2 separate regions of the Mus musculus genome follow, and region 2 is linked to region 1. A link is a loop called in an ENCODE intact Hi-C map of the cell type or tissue named here. Cell type or tissue: gastrocnemius. All regions are shown on one strand.

The links. Peaks named below come from ENCODE experiments on the same cell type or tissue, not always from the same donor. Only the 100,000 strongest peaks of a DNase experiment are listed, where the experiment ranks them.
Region 2: it touches region 1 in a loop (3-fold over the local background); 9 of 42 quality-filtered maps call a loop at or near these places.

What each region holds. Positions count from the first base shown.
Region 1 is chr6:4,410,104-4,418,103 of GRCm38, forward strand. All of the region lies in intron 3 of Gm46948 (a long non-coding RNA gene), which reads right to left. Among named protein-coding and RNA genes, the nearest start is that of Gm33788, 11 kb to the right of the region's middle. In gastrocnemius, CTCF peaks have their summits at 4,264 and 7,194; DNase peaks (open chromatin) are centred at 4,263 and 7,266; H3K4me3 peaks cover 362 bases; H3K27ac peaks cover 1,514 bases.
Region 2 is chr6:4,501,584-4,509,583 of GRCm38, forward strand. It overlaps Col1a2 (collagen, type I, alpha 2), which reads left to right and starts at 4,035. Exons shown (of 52, transcript NM_007743.3): 1 at 4,035-4,326; 2 at 6,752-6,762; 3 at 7,357-7,371. The coding sequence starts at 4,257. In gastrocnemius, a CTCF peak has its summit at 4,840; DNase peaks (open chromatin) are centred at 3,766 and 3,983; H3K4me3 peaks cover 6,399 bases; H3K27ac peaks cover 7,303 bases.

The DNA of each region.
Region 1 (8,000 bases):
GACACCAATATCTCCCCTGTGGTTCCAAAACTCCTGTTGACACATTGATAAAGGGAGGATGTTCCCGGACTGGACTGAAATTCTCCTCCTGAGAACAAGTGAAACCAACATAAGCCTTGAGCAGCCCAAGAACAAATGAAGAGGAAATGACAAGCAAGTCATTCATACAGCTAGAGAAGGAGGAATTAATTGATCAAGGGGAAATGTTTAATAGAAGACACAGTTGGCCAGGAAGACACACTGGGGAAAACTGGATACAACAAAAAGGGGGTAAGAACAGGACATGTTCCCTTGAAAGAAGAGCTATGAAATTGCAAGCAGAGTAACATTAGATGGGTGCCCCTTCTTTCCTGCCACAGAGCATAGCAAGCTGCTCCTGAGAATGCCATGTGTGCATAGCTAAACAAGACAAGAGATAAGCTGTATAAAAAAAAATAAATTTAAAGGGGAAAATGATAACTCTGGTGTGGTGGTGCATTCCTGAAATATCACTTCCAAAGAAAATGAGGAGGGAAAAGAACTGCGAGTTCCAAGCCGGCCTGAGTACGTAAGGAGAGGCTGTCTCAGAGAGGAAGAAAGGGGCTCTTTTTTCTTTTTTTTCAGAAGAAAGTAATAAGTGTCATGAGGAAATAGTTATAAGGTATATAAGTGACAAGAAGAGAGGGGCCATCACCCCTGTGTTGATGGATGAATCAAGGAAGACTTCATAAAAGGAACAGGCTTTCAGTTCAGCCACTGAAGGATGACTAGGTTGTCAATAAGAGGATTTCGACATTTCTTATAAAGAGGAGAATGACGTGAGGACAGGTTCAGAGTTGGGAATGTAATTTGTTTTTCAGCTGAGTGTCTGAGTCAAGAAGAGTGAGATAAAAGAGTGCAGAGAGACTCTGAGAATCCAAATCCTGAGCCTTCAGCAAAACAGACTAAGAAAGCGTGAACCCTATTCTTCAGGCAAGCATTCTTAATTTTGCTTTCCACGTAATTTTCAAAGGGCCAGTGAACCTGTTACACATTTCCGTGATTGCGTACTTTTCTCAAGAAGAGAGACATTTCATTTCATCAGCCTGCAGCCTGGAATTTTCCTAGCTCAGAAAATAGCTCTCTGATCTGCCCACTCAAGACTCCTCTTGCTTTAGACGCTGACCCTAACACGCAAACACAAGCTCCTATCCTCTAGAGGTGGTGGGGTCCTTCTTGGTCCCAGAGTGACAGTCCATGATGCCTGGTGTGTACAAATTACTTCTTTCCAAAGAATGTGGATTTGGGAATTCTATTTTCATGAGCACCATGCAGCCATGGGGGAGTATTGAAATGTCTGAACAAATGTAACACATTACATGAATTTAATATTCATCACATGCAGTGCATTTGTAAACAATTTCAGAGCCAAAGAGATGGCTCAGTGTCTAAACTGCTAGCTGCACAAAGCATGAGTTCAGATCCCAATCACATACGTCATCATTCAGGCTCATGCCTGTAATGTTAGTGTTGGGAGACAGAGACAGGAGGGTCCGGGGAGAATGCTGTCCAGCCATTCTAGTCTAGTCAGTGAGCTCCAGATTCAGTGTGAAACCCTGTCTGAAAGTTTAAGGTGAAGTGCTATGGAAGGTGACATCTGACACAGATCTCTGACCTTTGCCTTTGCACACAAATGCAACCACAACTTCACACACATACACACACACACACACACACACAGAGAGAGAGAGAGAGAGAGAGAGAGAGAGAGAGAGAGAGAGAGAGAGACCTTCAGAAGCACCAGAGTTGCCCATCAGTTCTTGTTTTTCTACTGTCAATTTTCAATATTGATTCAGAGCTACATGCAGCCATTTTACCTGGGCAAGGTAGGTGTCAGTCATTCCTACCATGAATAACCCAGCTGGGGTCCAAGACCATTACAATAAGCATCTACCTGGATCCTCCCTCCAAACCATTCTTCTCACTATTCACAAGCATACTTTCCAACTCATATGAGATTAGATTACGTGTGTTGGACCCTATATCTTAGCTGACACATTTTTGGGATATATATATATATATATGTTGGTGTGTGTGTGTGTGTGTGTGTGTGGTCTACACTTTCCAGTTCCACATTCCAGAGCTTTGGTGACTTTGTCTTCCATACACACTGAAAATCACAAGACTTGAAGGCACATTGGACTGTACTTTCATGACTTCGGAGATCTACACATACTCACACCTATAGTGGAACTGTTATTTGTTTTCTTCATCTAGTCATTCACTTCCCACGTCATCTCTCTTGCCCTTCTCTAGTCCATCCAGGCTAAATCATCATCCCCTTGTATATCCTTGTAGCAGGAGATTTTATTACTATTGGACTCCATTACAGTTACTACTTACTTGTGCCTTCCCTCAATTGCCTTTATTTTTATATTATAAACATAGATACTTGATGAATATGTGAAGGCTCTGTAGAATATATCAGTGACTATCTTCTGTAGAAGATATTATTGAAGATACTAGGCCAGGAAGCCAAGATAAGATCCCCTTTAGTTCAAAGCCAGCCTGTGCAGCATATCGTGAGTTTCAGGCCAGCCCGAGCTACAGAGTGCAAAACCCGTCTCCAACAAAAGAGGCATAGAGAAGATGTGATGAAATCGTGTGGTTCATCTGAAAGCCTGGTGAGATGAGTAGCTTTGTCACCAGGGTCTTGGTCTGATTAAGTCCAAGAAAGAATGGATTGTTCATTGAGCTCAGCAATGAGGGTAATTGCTATGATACATAGGTATTAATAATGTGTAAAAGCATGGCTATAGAAGTGAAGACATAGGTTGGGGGGGGGGTTAATGAAGTAGGAGAAATAGGGCCATTGCTTAGGCACCACGAGCACAGGATCTGCAATAGTAAGGAGAGGAATCATCTTAGACCTGGAGAATAAAGCAGAAGTGGAAAGAATCAGCATTGTCAAGAAAGAGAAGAGCTCCTACCCCACAACACAAAATGTGTATGGATTCGACCATTACTTTGTAAGAACAATGATGTCTGTTAAATCCAGGAAGGGATTAAATAGAAAGAACAGGTCCCGGGTGTAATTCATTATCACTCAGAGGTACAAAGAGTTATTTCCATTGCCCTTTATTAAGAACTCTCCCCCAAGCAAAGTTCACATATAATATAGAGTCAAGACAAAGGAAGAATAACTATAATTTCATAAAGTGGGAACAGGCATTAGTACAAAAGGGCAGTGAAGATCACTCGAACTGAATCTGCTTCCCATCCAGGGTGCCCATATAATTACATTTAGTTACACATGGGTAGGCTGTGGAAACAGCTGGATGGACCTTAATTTAATTTAACTAATTGATTTATTGGTTTCATTAATTGCTGTCAAAGGATACAAATACTGTCCCCAGGGGCCACAGTTTAGTTGGTCATCGCTACAGCTTCTAGAAAGTAATTGGATTTCTTAGTTTCGGCCTTAAGGTGAGCTATCAAAGAGGAAGAAAGATTTAACAATATACTGACAGTGCAAATAAAGACGGAGGGATGCCTACTGGTACTGACAGTGTCTTCTGGCTTCTCAGTTTCATCCATGACAGGGTCTCTTCCCGTCAGTCTTCCTTGATTCCCGTTCATCACAGAATATTACTTTCATTACAACCCCAAGTGTGTGGTCTCTCACATTCTCTGTTTTCTCTGTCTCTGTCTCTGTCTCTCTCTCTGTCTCTCTCTCTTTCTCTGTCTCTCTCTGTTGCTCTTTCTCATTCTTTTTTTTTTTTTGGATTTTTTACCTTTAAATAGGAATTTCCTGTATTAATTGATAAATAATTGACACTGAGTAATTAAAAAACACATCGACTTAGTTCTCTTGTTAAATTTCAGCCTTTGCTAATGCTAAGGCCAAGAGCTTTGGGTAGTTAATGACTATTGTCACTTTAAGGGAAATTAATAGATACACAATTTCACATATTGAAAAGGAAAAAAAGAACTCTGAATCCTATATTTATTATCCTTGATCTTTTGTCTCTGCATAAGAAATGGAATTACAGAGGGAAAGAAAAAACATTGTAAGTAAAACTTTTGAAAAGCTTTATTCAGTGGCACACGGAGGCACAAACAATATCAGAGAGAACAACGCTTACTTTTATTCCTTTCTCCCATCTCTCTCTGTGTCTCATTTTTTCCCCTAAGTTTGGCATCTTGAGGATTCTAAAGGACCTGTATCATTCAAAAGAACTTAGCTTGTGCCCAGCACAGCATGGCCACTAAATGAGAAGCTGTGATGTGAGCAGTGCAGGTAGGGGGCGCTGTAGAGTGCGCCTTAGAACCACAGATCAAAGGAAGTCGTTGCTTGTTACTCCACACAAGAGAAGCCTTGCTCAGAGATACTTCCAGAATAATTGGTAGGAAAGGCATCTTGAAGATGCTCAAGTCTTGCATCATTCAAATAAAAAGTAACCAATAAAAGTGGGTTGAAGGAAATTAACGGAGTCTCCTTTATATTCAAAGGCTTAACAGAACCCTGGGAAATTAAAAAATTAGGAAATATTTTTGTAAGCACACAAAACATTTTATTTTATAATCTTATTGCTGCGTAGGATTAAAGTGAGAGATTTTCATATTTACTCTTTTTCTCATAATTTATTCCTTTTATTGAGAATAGATTTTTTTTCTTGTATAACACATTCGGATTATGGTTTCTCCTCCCTCTGCCCCTCGCTGTTCCCGCCCATCTCCATCCCATCCGGATCCACCCCATTTCTGCCAATCATTAGGAAGAAAAATAAAAGGGATTATTATTGAAGGAATAATGATAAAATAAAATGCAATAAGTTAAAAACAAAACTAACGCATTGGACTTGAACAGAACAAACAGCAGAAGGAAAAGAGCCGAAGAGAAGACACAAGAAACAGAGACCCACTCATACTTACAGTCCCATAAAAAAACACTAAATTGGAAAGCACAATATGTACACAAAGAAACTGTAGTGTAAAAAGAAAGAAGACAAATATATGTAAGTGAAATTAAATTTTAGAAAGGAAAAGGGGCAAGACATAATGCAACATTGTGAGACAAGGAACCTCTAAAGATGCCACTGAGTCCGACTGAGTTTGTAGACATCACGTTCTCGAAAGCTCATCAGTAGAGAAACAGGGCTTCCTTGCCTACCATGTTCTCTAGTGTGTTACACCCCTCTAGGATGAATGGCTAGACCCCTACAAAAGGTACATTTCCTTTCAGTTTTTAAAACTGTTGCTTCAGAGTTAATTTTGGACCCATCTGTTCTGAGAGGAGAGACAAAGTTTCTAGGAGGGGAGGAGGAACACGATGTGCGCTGCGATTTCACCAAAGGTCAAAACCCTGAAGGTCCAGGGGTGGTGCCGGTGTTCAGTGTCAGCTCAGTACAGAAGAGAGATGAGAAGAGGCTCTGGTGTCCAAAGAATACAGAGAGAGAAGCAAGCAGGATCCACTTACATCGCGGCTTCCTGCCTCCAGTTGCATTTTCCACGTGTATAATTTCATTGTGTGTGGACTCTGGTACCTTGGCTACTAAACTGCATTGTCCTTATAATCACAGAGAGCTACTAAAATAATGGAGTTAAATCTTCATAAAATAATAACAGCATTACCTTAACTGCCTATAAAATATAGTTTGCACACTCTATTGACATTCATTCACATTGAGTCATGGCCTAATTTTGCATCCCACAATTTCTTATGAGCCTTAATATGCTTCTAGACTTTATGACTGTCATTTGGTTTTTGACTGTACATGTACAAATGTAAATATAGAGACTGTTGGTAATATGTCTTATTTAATATACCAAATGATCTCAATGTGTTTTGCTACAACCCCAAACAGCCTTTGAAAAGTGACTGTGTGGTTTCAAGTCAATGAATTTCAATGTCAACCTCACTGCCAACAACATGATGACCAGGGTGGGGTGCCTTTTTTCTAAAGGATTTGTAAGCCAGTGTCTAGTGAAATAACACTGTGCTGGGCTCTCGGGTGGGTTTGAGGCTATCGAGACTCTCTGTAGGTAATTAGTCCCCTTTAAATGTAAATATGAAATTTTGTTAATAGGCTTTCAGAACTGAAAGAGATTTTCTAATAAAATCATCACTAATAACCTGACTCCCTCTAACAAACCTTACTTCTACCCCCACAAAGGATCAGGGTTCCCCTTGTGACACCAACCCCTTTCTGCTGGAATCCAGAGCTACTGCAGTCTTGATTCAAACCACCCAGTTTTATTTCATGTTCCTTTAATGGAGAGCTGGCCTTTCTGCCGTGGGCCTCCTTTTACTGCACATGCAGAATAAGGGACACTGGAATAAGGCAGGAAATCTGAGCCTTGAAGCAGTAGCATAAACAAACAAACAAACAACAACAACAACACACACACATACATACATACATACACACACAGACTAGCTGCCCATTGCACATGCCATAATAGATCTCCTCAGAAACTGGACCAAACTGGTATTGACCAAGGATCAGTCAATGATGTCAAGCCATGAATTGCCTCTAATGAGGACTCTAACTCTAGCTTCAGACCACAGCTCAAATACCTCATCTTTCTTGATAACCAGCATTAATAATTAATACCATTTCCCCTGTGTCCCAGGCATTATATAAATCTATTTTGTCACTAAGAGTCTGTCTTCCCATGGGATGATGATGCATGTCCAGGGAAATGAATGTATCTTATCATTTTTCTATCTTTGGAACAGATTAGTAGTTTAACAAATGTCTGAGGGTAGAAAAAAAAAAGTCAAAGAAAAACAGGAAGAAGATAGCATACTCTTTTTATTGAACATCAGGGGGCATCAGAGAAAGAATGAAGAAGTATATGAAATCTTGCCTCCTCTTTTTATGACAGTGAAAGCCTATGAGCATAGCCAGACAGTCCTAACCAGTATTGTGAATTCGTTTCTAAAAGCAAGGCAAGCTTATATTGCTCTTGACCCTCTGGTAACTCTGGCCAATGTGATTTCAATCGTTTACTGTTTGTTCTGGGAAGTCTCAACAACGAACACCGTGTCCTTGCAAATGTAGCAAAGTGCCTGCATTTTCTTTGGTTAGGAGCCCTGTATAGTACCATGGCATTTTGTAGAAAATCATTTCAATAATGTGTTTTGAAGCAGATTGATTTTGCAGCCGCTCTCTGCACTCCTTTGCAGCTGTGTTCCTCCATCCAGTACTTTGTACTGTAGTCTTCACAAAGCAACACTAGAGGGACCAGCCTCATATTTTTCAGAGGCCTTTTGTGTCAACCAAGCCAAGTACAATTAAGGCTGTTCCCAGAAAGAGGAATGGATAACGTTGGCAACTGGGCTGTACCACCCAGAACCACAAAATGAAAAAGCTGCAAACGTAACCAACATGGTTTTCCTCGGCATTTATAACTCAGAAGACCTACGTGGCATTTTCTATGGCAAGGGGCAGTACTTTGGGAAATTATACTTAAAAAATTAGCCAGCAGTCTCTCGTGGACTCAAGAGAAAGTCTGCAACCTGGGTAGGGGGGTGGAGGGTGGGGGCGTGGATTGGAGCAGTAAATAAGCAGGCTTGTTGCTTAGTAATACTGTCAATTTTTCTCCCCCCTCCCCCCACCTCTCTCTCCTCTCTCTCCTCTCTCCTCTCTCTCTCTCTCTCTCTCCCTCCCTCCCTCCCTGTCTCCCTCCCCCCACTTCTCTCTCCTCTCTCTCTTCTCTCTCTCTCTCCCTCCCTCTCTCTCTCTCCCTCCCTCTCTCTCTTCTCTCTCTCTCACACACACTTCTAAGGGATAAAATCAATTAAATGTCAGATTTTTCCCAGCTGATAAGCACGTTCAGATTTCAGACTAACACCTCCCCCCCCCAAAAAAAAAATAAAAAAACAAACAAAAAAAAAAAACAAAAAAAAAACCAACCTATGTCTGTTGGTGAGAATAAGTGGGGAGACATACAAAGTCCTCCTTTTTAAGATAAGGTCATAAAGCAATCCCATAACCCTTCCTCTGGACATTTTGCTCTCCGTTTTTGCTTCACCT
Region 2 (8,000 bases), 91 kb after region 1:
CTCACTGGTTTCCCATCTCGGCTGGGCTCTCCTAATCATTCTTCCAGCATGTGGCCAAAGCCCTTGTTTTTAAAACATCCTTTGATGGCATACTGTCTCCACTCAAAATCATCCATCCATACACCCTCTCAAGGCTTAGAAATACATGACCACCTAAATACAGCTTCAAGTTCCATTTTAATATGGTCTCTGCTAAACCTACCATTTTTAGCTCTAACTCCTTCTTGTCACACCCTTTGCCTTCACAATTTAGTTAAAATAAAGTGTCTCAGACTGACAATGTTCCTAAGAGCTTCGGTGGGGTTTTTTGCTTTGTGTTGTGTTTTGTGTTGTTATTTTTAAGTAGGGTCTTGCTACATAGCCCAGGATGGCCTTGGACTTGAGATCCTCTTACCTAAGTCTTCCAAGAGCTAAGATTATAGGAGTTAACTACCATACTGGTTCTCTATCCTTCTTATAAAGCCTTTATATGGAGGCTTGACTAAGATGTTGCAGCTCCAGAGAAGCCTGACTTGATTCTGCCACCTAAATCTAGACCTCCCATAAACTCACAATTCACTGCACTTCTCCTGCAGACTATAAGCCCCAAAGAGCAGTGCTTTGTCATCCATCCCTAGTGCTCCTAACTGTACAGTGCCTAGCACAGACCTAGATAGTGCTTGAGTGAACTGGTTCCAGTTCTACTTAGACATCCAGAGAAAACCAAATGTCCTATTTGGCATGATACGCACCAAGAATCTCTAGGCCTTCCAAAGAAGTATAATAGCAGAAGGAAGGCCGACATCATATCTGCTCAGCTTTCACCGGTTGCTAAAAGCTCTGGAGAGCTTCTTTTCTCTCCTCTAAAAATGTTGCAGGGATATGAACACAGGAGTCCAGTCATCTAACAGCAAAGTCCAGAAGGCTTTGGTTGCTCCCTACTCTTCCCTCTCTTTTCTCATATCCCATCTGGACCAGCACAGACAGATCAGTTCAGGTTTTGTTTCTCTCCTCCCAGTTCCCTCAGCCTCACCCCCAATTCTCACTGACAACAACAAACAACTAACTAATAATGTGTTATTTCATCACATAAAATATTTAGCCAACATCTAGAGGCAAGTATTAGAGAATGTTAGAGAGTGCCTGTCTCCAATAGGTGACTGTCCAAACCATCCATAAATGGCTGATATTCCAGTCTCTAGTCTCTCTCAGTCTCTCTCTCTCTCTCTCTCTCTCTCTCTCTCTCTCTCTCTCTCTCTCTCTCTCACACACACACACACACACACACACACAAACAGGAGGGAGGACAGCGATACAGAAAGAGACAGACAGACAAACAAGGAGATAAGGACAGATGGAGAGAGAGAAGAAAGACATAGATGAGACTGAGAAGAGACAGACAGACAGACAAACAGACAGAGACAGGCAGAAGAGAGGAAGAGAAAAAGAGAGAGGAGACAAAGACACAGAAGGAGACAGAGACAGAGACAAAAGAGGCAGAGAGACAAAGGAAGGAAATGAAGAGAGAGGAAACAGAAACACAGAAAGAGACAGGGGGAGGGATGAAGAGAGAGGGAGAGAAAGAGAGATAGAAAACAAGACACAGAAAAAGACAGACAGACAGACAGAGACAGGCAGAAAGAGGGATGAAACAGATAGGGAGAGAGGAAAACAGGGAGAGAGAGGGCTCTTGCCTTGCCCTCACTGCTCAGTCTGGGGCTTTCCACCAAGTGCTGACTCTGCCGGCTGCAAACCCTGCCACATCAGCAGGGAGGGAGCCTTGCAGCACTTGGTATTTGCATCAGTTTCCTGGAATGCTTTACAAGTTATCAGTTCTTCACTCTGGCCCAGGGTGGAGGGGCTTATGTTCTTGTGTTTGAAACTTGGTTTCTCTGATTCTCAAAAGCCAACCAAGTAGATTTGCTTTTCTTTCTTTTGCTTTTTTTTTTTCTAAAAATTATCCCACTTTCAACGGCTGTTCTAGGCTTGAGACTATTTTGACAATCACAGAAAGCCACTGAGCAAAGTGGAGTGTCTAAGGAGTAGCTAGTGCAAAGCAAGGGACTTGGCTAAGTTGTCCCCAAGGAGAGTTATCCAGTAATCAACCTGAGGGACATTTAGGGGGGTTCTTTCATAAATCTGTTTTCTTACCTACCCAAGTCTTTTGTTCAGAAACAGCACCTGTCTTTCAGGTGCCTGAGACATAGACACAAATGACAGTCTCTAAAGTCAAGCCAGCACATCGACAGAAATAACTTATGCTCTTATTAATGAAGAAGAAGGAGGAAAGAGAGAGAGAGAAAGAAAGAAAGAAAGAAAGAAAGAAAGAAAGAAAGAAAGAAAATCAGATGTGCAGTCTTGAAATGCTTTCTTTGCTCAGTACTTTTTCAAAAAAAAAAATTCCCTCCACATTATTTAAAAAACAAAACAAACAAACAAAAAACCCAAAACTCTTTCTCATCTAGCCTAAAAGAGACTTGAACTGCTGGGGTGAGAGGAATTGGGGGAACCGGGAACCGCTCAGAAGAAAAGGGGGGAGGAGGGGAGGGATTGTGGGAGGAGGTGATCTGGAGGGAGGATTTAAAGTGAATAAGTAAGAATTAAATTAAATTTTTAAAAATGCTTGTCTCTCAAATCAGTGTTTTTCACAGGATTGAAATAACCTTATTGAAATGTTTATTCTCTTCTATTTCTAGCATTTTTTTTAATTTAGAAAGAGAAGCCAGTTAGCAATATCCAGAACCTTTTGCTTATAGCAGCTGCTGATGGAGCTAACCTACTTAGAAATTCTTCCTCACCGGGAAGTCGAAAGGGGGAAGGTTTCCCAAGGAGTTCGCCAGTTCCTTCTTCATGAACATAAAAATGGCCTAAAGATGCTGTGTCTGCTGTGACTTTGGGGACATAATGAGAGTCTGAATAGGTCTCTCCAGCCTCATGATGGATGCTCGGCAGGCCAAGAGGAGCCTGCGGCCCCGGGTAACTTGGAAGACTCCAAGAAACTTTGGGAAGGAGAATTTACTATGTCTCTGCCGCTGTCCTGGACAGCCAAAGTCTCCTACTCCAATTCTTCAGAGTCAAAGTCTCTTCCCAAGATGGGGAGAGATTGCATCTGTTCTGGAGGGGACAGCTTGGGATGTTAAGGAAGAGGTTGTATACGCCCTAGGGATGATGGGAGGTGTGAAGATGCAGGCAGGGGTGCCTGGCAGTGGCTGTGGAAGGGGTCATAAATAGGCAGCAAGGCCAAGAAGGCTGAGTGTTCACTGATCTGTTATCTGATCCAGGCTCGGCATCTGAGTCTGGCTGGTAATCCTTCATGGGGTCTGTACATGGGGCTGGAAATGGGGCTTAACCAAAGTAAATGTAATAATGCACAGTTTATCTCTTGATGCCTGCTCCCCTCATCAACGAGAGAGAGGGGGGTACAGACAGAGAGAGTCAGAGAGAGGATGGAGGAGGGAGGGAGGAAGGGAGGGAGGAAGGGAGGGAGGGAGGGAGGGAGGGAGGGAGGGAGGGAGGGAGGGAGGGAGAGACAGAGAGATAGAGAGACAGAGGAGAGAGGAGATTATGGGCACACAGGCCCCCCCAAACTGGGGAAATTAGGGGGCAGGGGTGGAGCCAACCCATGAGGGCAGCTCTAGAGCTCGCCACGCTGTCACCCTCCTCCCCTCACACCCCAGCCCCCTCCAGCCTGCAGATGGCCCGCAGGGCACAGAGTGAAGCGGGACTGGACAGCTCCTGCCTTTTCATCTTCGGCCTCCAGGTCCCTCAACACCTGCCCCGCCGCCCGGAGATCTGTAAAGAGCCCACGTAGGTGTCCTAAAGTGCTTCCAAACTTGGCAAGGGCGAGAGAGGGCGGGTGGCTGGGGAGGGCGGAGGTATGCAGACAGGGAGTCAGAGTTCCCCCTCGAAAGCCTCAAAAGTGTCCACGTCCTCAAAAAGAATGGAACCAATTTAAGAAGCCCCGTAGCCACGTCCCTCCCCCCTCGGCTCCCTCCCCTGCTCCCCCGCAGTCTCCTCCCAGCACTGAGTCCCGGGCCCCTAGCCCTAGCCCTCCCATTGGTGGAGACGTTTTTGGAGGCACCCTCCGGCTGGGGAAACTTTTCCCATATAAATAAGGCAGGTCTGGGCTTTATTATTTTAGCACCACGGCAGCAGGAGGTTTCGACTAAGTTGGAGGGAACGGTCCACGATTGCATGCCTGCGCCCGCCAGGTGATACCTCCGCTGGTGACCCAGGGGCTCTGCAACACAAGGAGTCTGCATGTCTAAGTGGTAGACATGCTCAGCTTTGTGGATACGCGGACTCTGTTGCTGCTTGCAGTAACTTCGTGCCTAGCAACATGCCAATGTAAGTGTCTTCTGCTTGTTTGGGGGAGATGAAGGAGAGAGGCTGGATAGGTGGGCACCCTTATCTCAACAGAGGGAAACTTCACACATTCATTCCACATACAGCTTGTGAGGTCGCCCTCTAATCTGTCGGAGAAAACACTAGGGTTCACGAGATACATGGGAAAAGAATGGAAATATGAAAGACTTGACTGTTGCCAAGAGTTGGGGGAAGTTTTTCCCTTAAAACTAGACTGTTAGCCCGGATGCCCCGGTTGGTGAAGCTCACAAAGAGGCAAAGAAGGTTGCCTCAAGATATAAACCTGGCTGACAGCATGAACGACTGAGAGGGCTCCACTCTTCAATTCCCAGAATTATGCCCGTGGTCACGTTGTGAAACTTGAGGCCTAGTTTAGAAAGCCCCGTAATAGAATAATACAAAACTCACAGGACTCCATTTTCTTGTGGGCGGCCGAGTTGCTCTGGATGACGTTGATGAAGATAATGATAAAAATACGCCCCCTGGAGGGGGTAAAGTGCAGGAACAGGGACCAGGCCTTAAGCGCTAGGAATTCCAATTAAAGACTTCCCAGGTCCATGGAGTAATTTACATTTCTGGGCCATATGTAAAGAACCCAGATGGTGTATCTTGAGAAGCGGGCTGCTTCGGCCTCAGCTTTTATCTTCTGAATAGTCAAAGCAGCGTCCCAATCCATTACCTGATCATGGAAATGGTAACTTTTAACTAAAATAAGCTCTGTTCACTTACACTTCAACAAGTTCCCACCTGTAATCACACACGAAAACAACAGATGTGAGAAATATCAACTTCGTCCTGAGATTCAAGAGCCTGGGGATTCTTCTCAGGAGTCTCTTACTCGTTTACCATGTGACTTCAAATGAATCAATTGGGCCTTTTTCTAAAATGTGGGGTATATACTAAATGTGCCAACTTCGAGGCTATTTTCCATTTCTAGGTTGTATAACTAACTAGAATTTCCTGAAGAAAGAATGAAGAAAACCACTTGGGTTTCATCTTTTAAAATGGCTGCCTAATTTAACTGGACAAAGATGTTGGCTTGATGAGTATTCAGGAGGGCGTGGCCACACCCAGACCTTCAGCTACACGCCCCACGTCTGCCACAGCCTAATTTTGAATGTGTATATATTCCTTTCATCCACTTTTATATACCCCTCGAGGATACTAAGAAGTAATTGCATTGTACAAATTAATGTTACAAGTTAATTTTATATGAAACCAGAGTAAGAGGGGATCCCCACAGAAAAATATAGTAGACTTAGGGAAGTAGAGATTTGAAGGTCAACATACATTTTATTCAACATCCAACCACTAAGAACAATAAAGGTTATCCAACACACATTGTCCAAAATGGCTCACAAACTGAGTAATTAAAAGGCACGTTTCCAAAGCCTGTAAGGCTTACTGGCTTCTCTTAATTCAGGCAAACTGTTCTTCCTTCAATGGAGAAAATAAACTAGACATACCATTTATCTAATTGAACAGTGATTCTCATCAATTGCCCTAAAATGTGAATGCAGGAGGTGTCCCACTCTTCTGAGCAGTGACCACTTCAACAGATGTTCTCATTCCAAATGACACACTTTGTGACCACCAAATTCAAGCAATTTTTAGGGGTGAATCATCCTGGAGCAAGTCTGACCGCAATTATATGCCACATGATCCTGTAATTATTATACTGTAGGAATGAAACTCAGTCTTTAAAGTCTTAGGGTAATTGTAGCAAAGAAGTGGGTATTTATTTTTCTCATTATTTTTCAAGATTTTAATCCACAGTTTTCTCTTTATACAAAGCAGAACTTCTTAGGGCACAAATGGGCTGCTCTTTAGTCAATGACCTTACCTCATTGACATGAACTATTTATAGCAAAAATCAGACTCCTGAATCAATTTGCTTTCATTGATGCAAATTAGACCTTTGGGGGAAAGGGCTAAGTCACTTCAATGGTTTACAAAAAAAACAAGCTCTGCTTCAGGATGCAGGCTAACGTTTTCTCAGATTCTTATGCATCATTTCCTTGTCAATCAGAAGGTGATAGCCACCTATTCACCTATGCCACTTCCTCCATAATTGCTGAGCACTGGAGATGTCCTGCCTGCAGACACAGTGATGCTTCATGGCATTTAAAAAATAGTGAATAATTAACTATTTAATTTAAATCTATATTTACATATCAAAACTGTAAACAAGTCACCCTGCGGATCCCTGCTATGTTTTTTTTTACCTGAATAATTTGGGGGCTATTAGAATATTCTGAAGGAGAAACAGAAGGGGTCTTTCAATCAGGTAAATCTACTGTATAGACCTAAGTATCATTTTTTTAATTACCGTTATTGACATATGGAATGATAGCAACTGATGAAATGATACCAATAACTATTTCCTATTCTCTTCTTCCCTCAACAGATTTGCAATCGGTGAGTAAAACTACTTTTAGAATACATAAGGTGTTTGTACTTTGCCTTGATCACAGCGGTGTCATTTCTGGGGAGGGAAGTTGGCCAGTTTGGCTTCCCAAGGAAATTGTGAAGGGACATAATAGTAGGCTAAAGTTTTCTGGCTTCCACTGAAAGTACCCACCCCATTTTCTGAAGTGGGTGGCGCTAAGTGAGACTAGTCCCATAAAATGCCCATAGGGAAGAGAAAGGAAATGGGTCAGTGGAAGTTTGGGGTTTAGCACCAGCTACTCCGAAGCACAAGGGCACAGTGAGCTTGAGAGATTTTTGTTATTTCCTGGGATTCATTTGCAATGAATTATGAATAAATTCTTAGCTCACAGATTGAAGGCACAACACAGTTACAGATAAGTATATACAATTGGTTTTGTAGATAACATTTTATTGATTGGTAAAATTTTACATTTTATTTCAAAATATTAGATTAAGATAGTAGGAAAAGAACAATGCAGTTACATTTGTAAATATATTTGTACATAATATTGTAATAAAGCCATTTTAATATATAGGTGTATATATAATTCTTATAATGATCATTTATCTTTTCTTTCCTAGGGATCAGTACGAAAGGTAAGAGGCTATGTTTCTTCATAAATATCTGAAATTACCAGAATAATTTCAGTTTGACAAAATTTAAGGTGAACTACAGAAAGAAAATACTTTAGCGAGATTTTACCTATATGAATATGTATTCACCAAACCATAAAACAGAGTACTGTTAATGTTTGATGTAACAAAGTTTTATTATCTTCCAGAAGCATCTTTAATTACATTTATGTTATATGAATTAATGATTTACATAGTAAAGACTTTGTAAATATCTATTTATATTCTTATAAGGGGTGCATATTATATTAATTATAGATAATAATTTAAAGTTTATTTTAAAGGAATGACACTGTAAATGTGCTGTGAAGGTATAATAAATAGTTTTATCTATAGCTATTATCTTATTAAAAGTACAATGGATAATATTAGTTTGATCACTACAAATTATAGCATCCTCTAGTCCTTCAGCTTGAGAAAAAAATTACTTATAGTTTCAACAAAAAAAAAACAGTTCTTTGTTATCTATTGTTTTGTGCCAGATCTTCTAGCTGCTGTTTAGTAATATTTTAGTCAACTCAGTCTTAGTAGCTAATTATTTTCAAAATTGGCTTGCTTGTTCAGCATCAATTACTTAGTCACGTGGCCCTTTG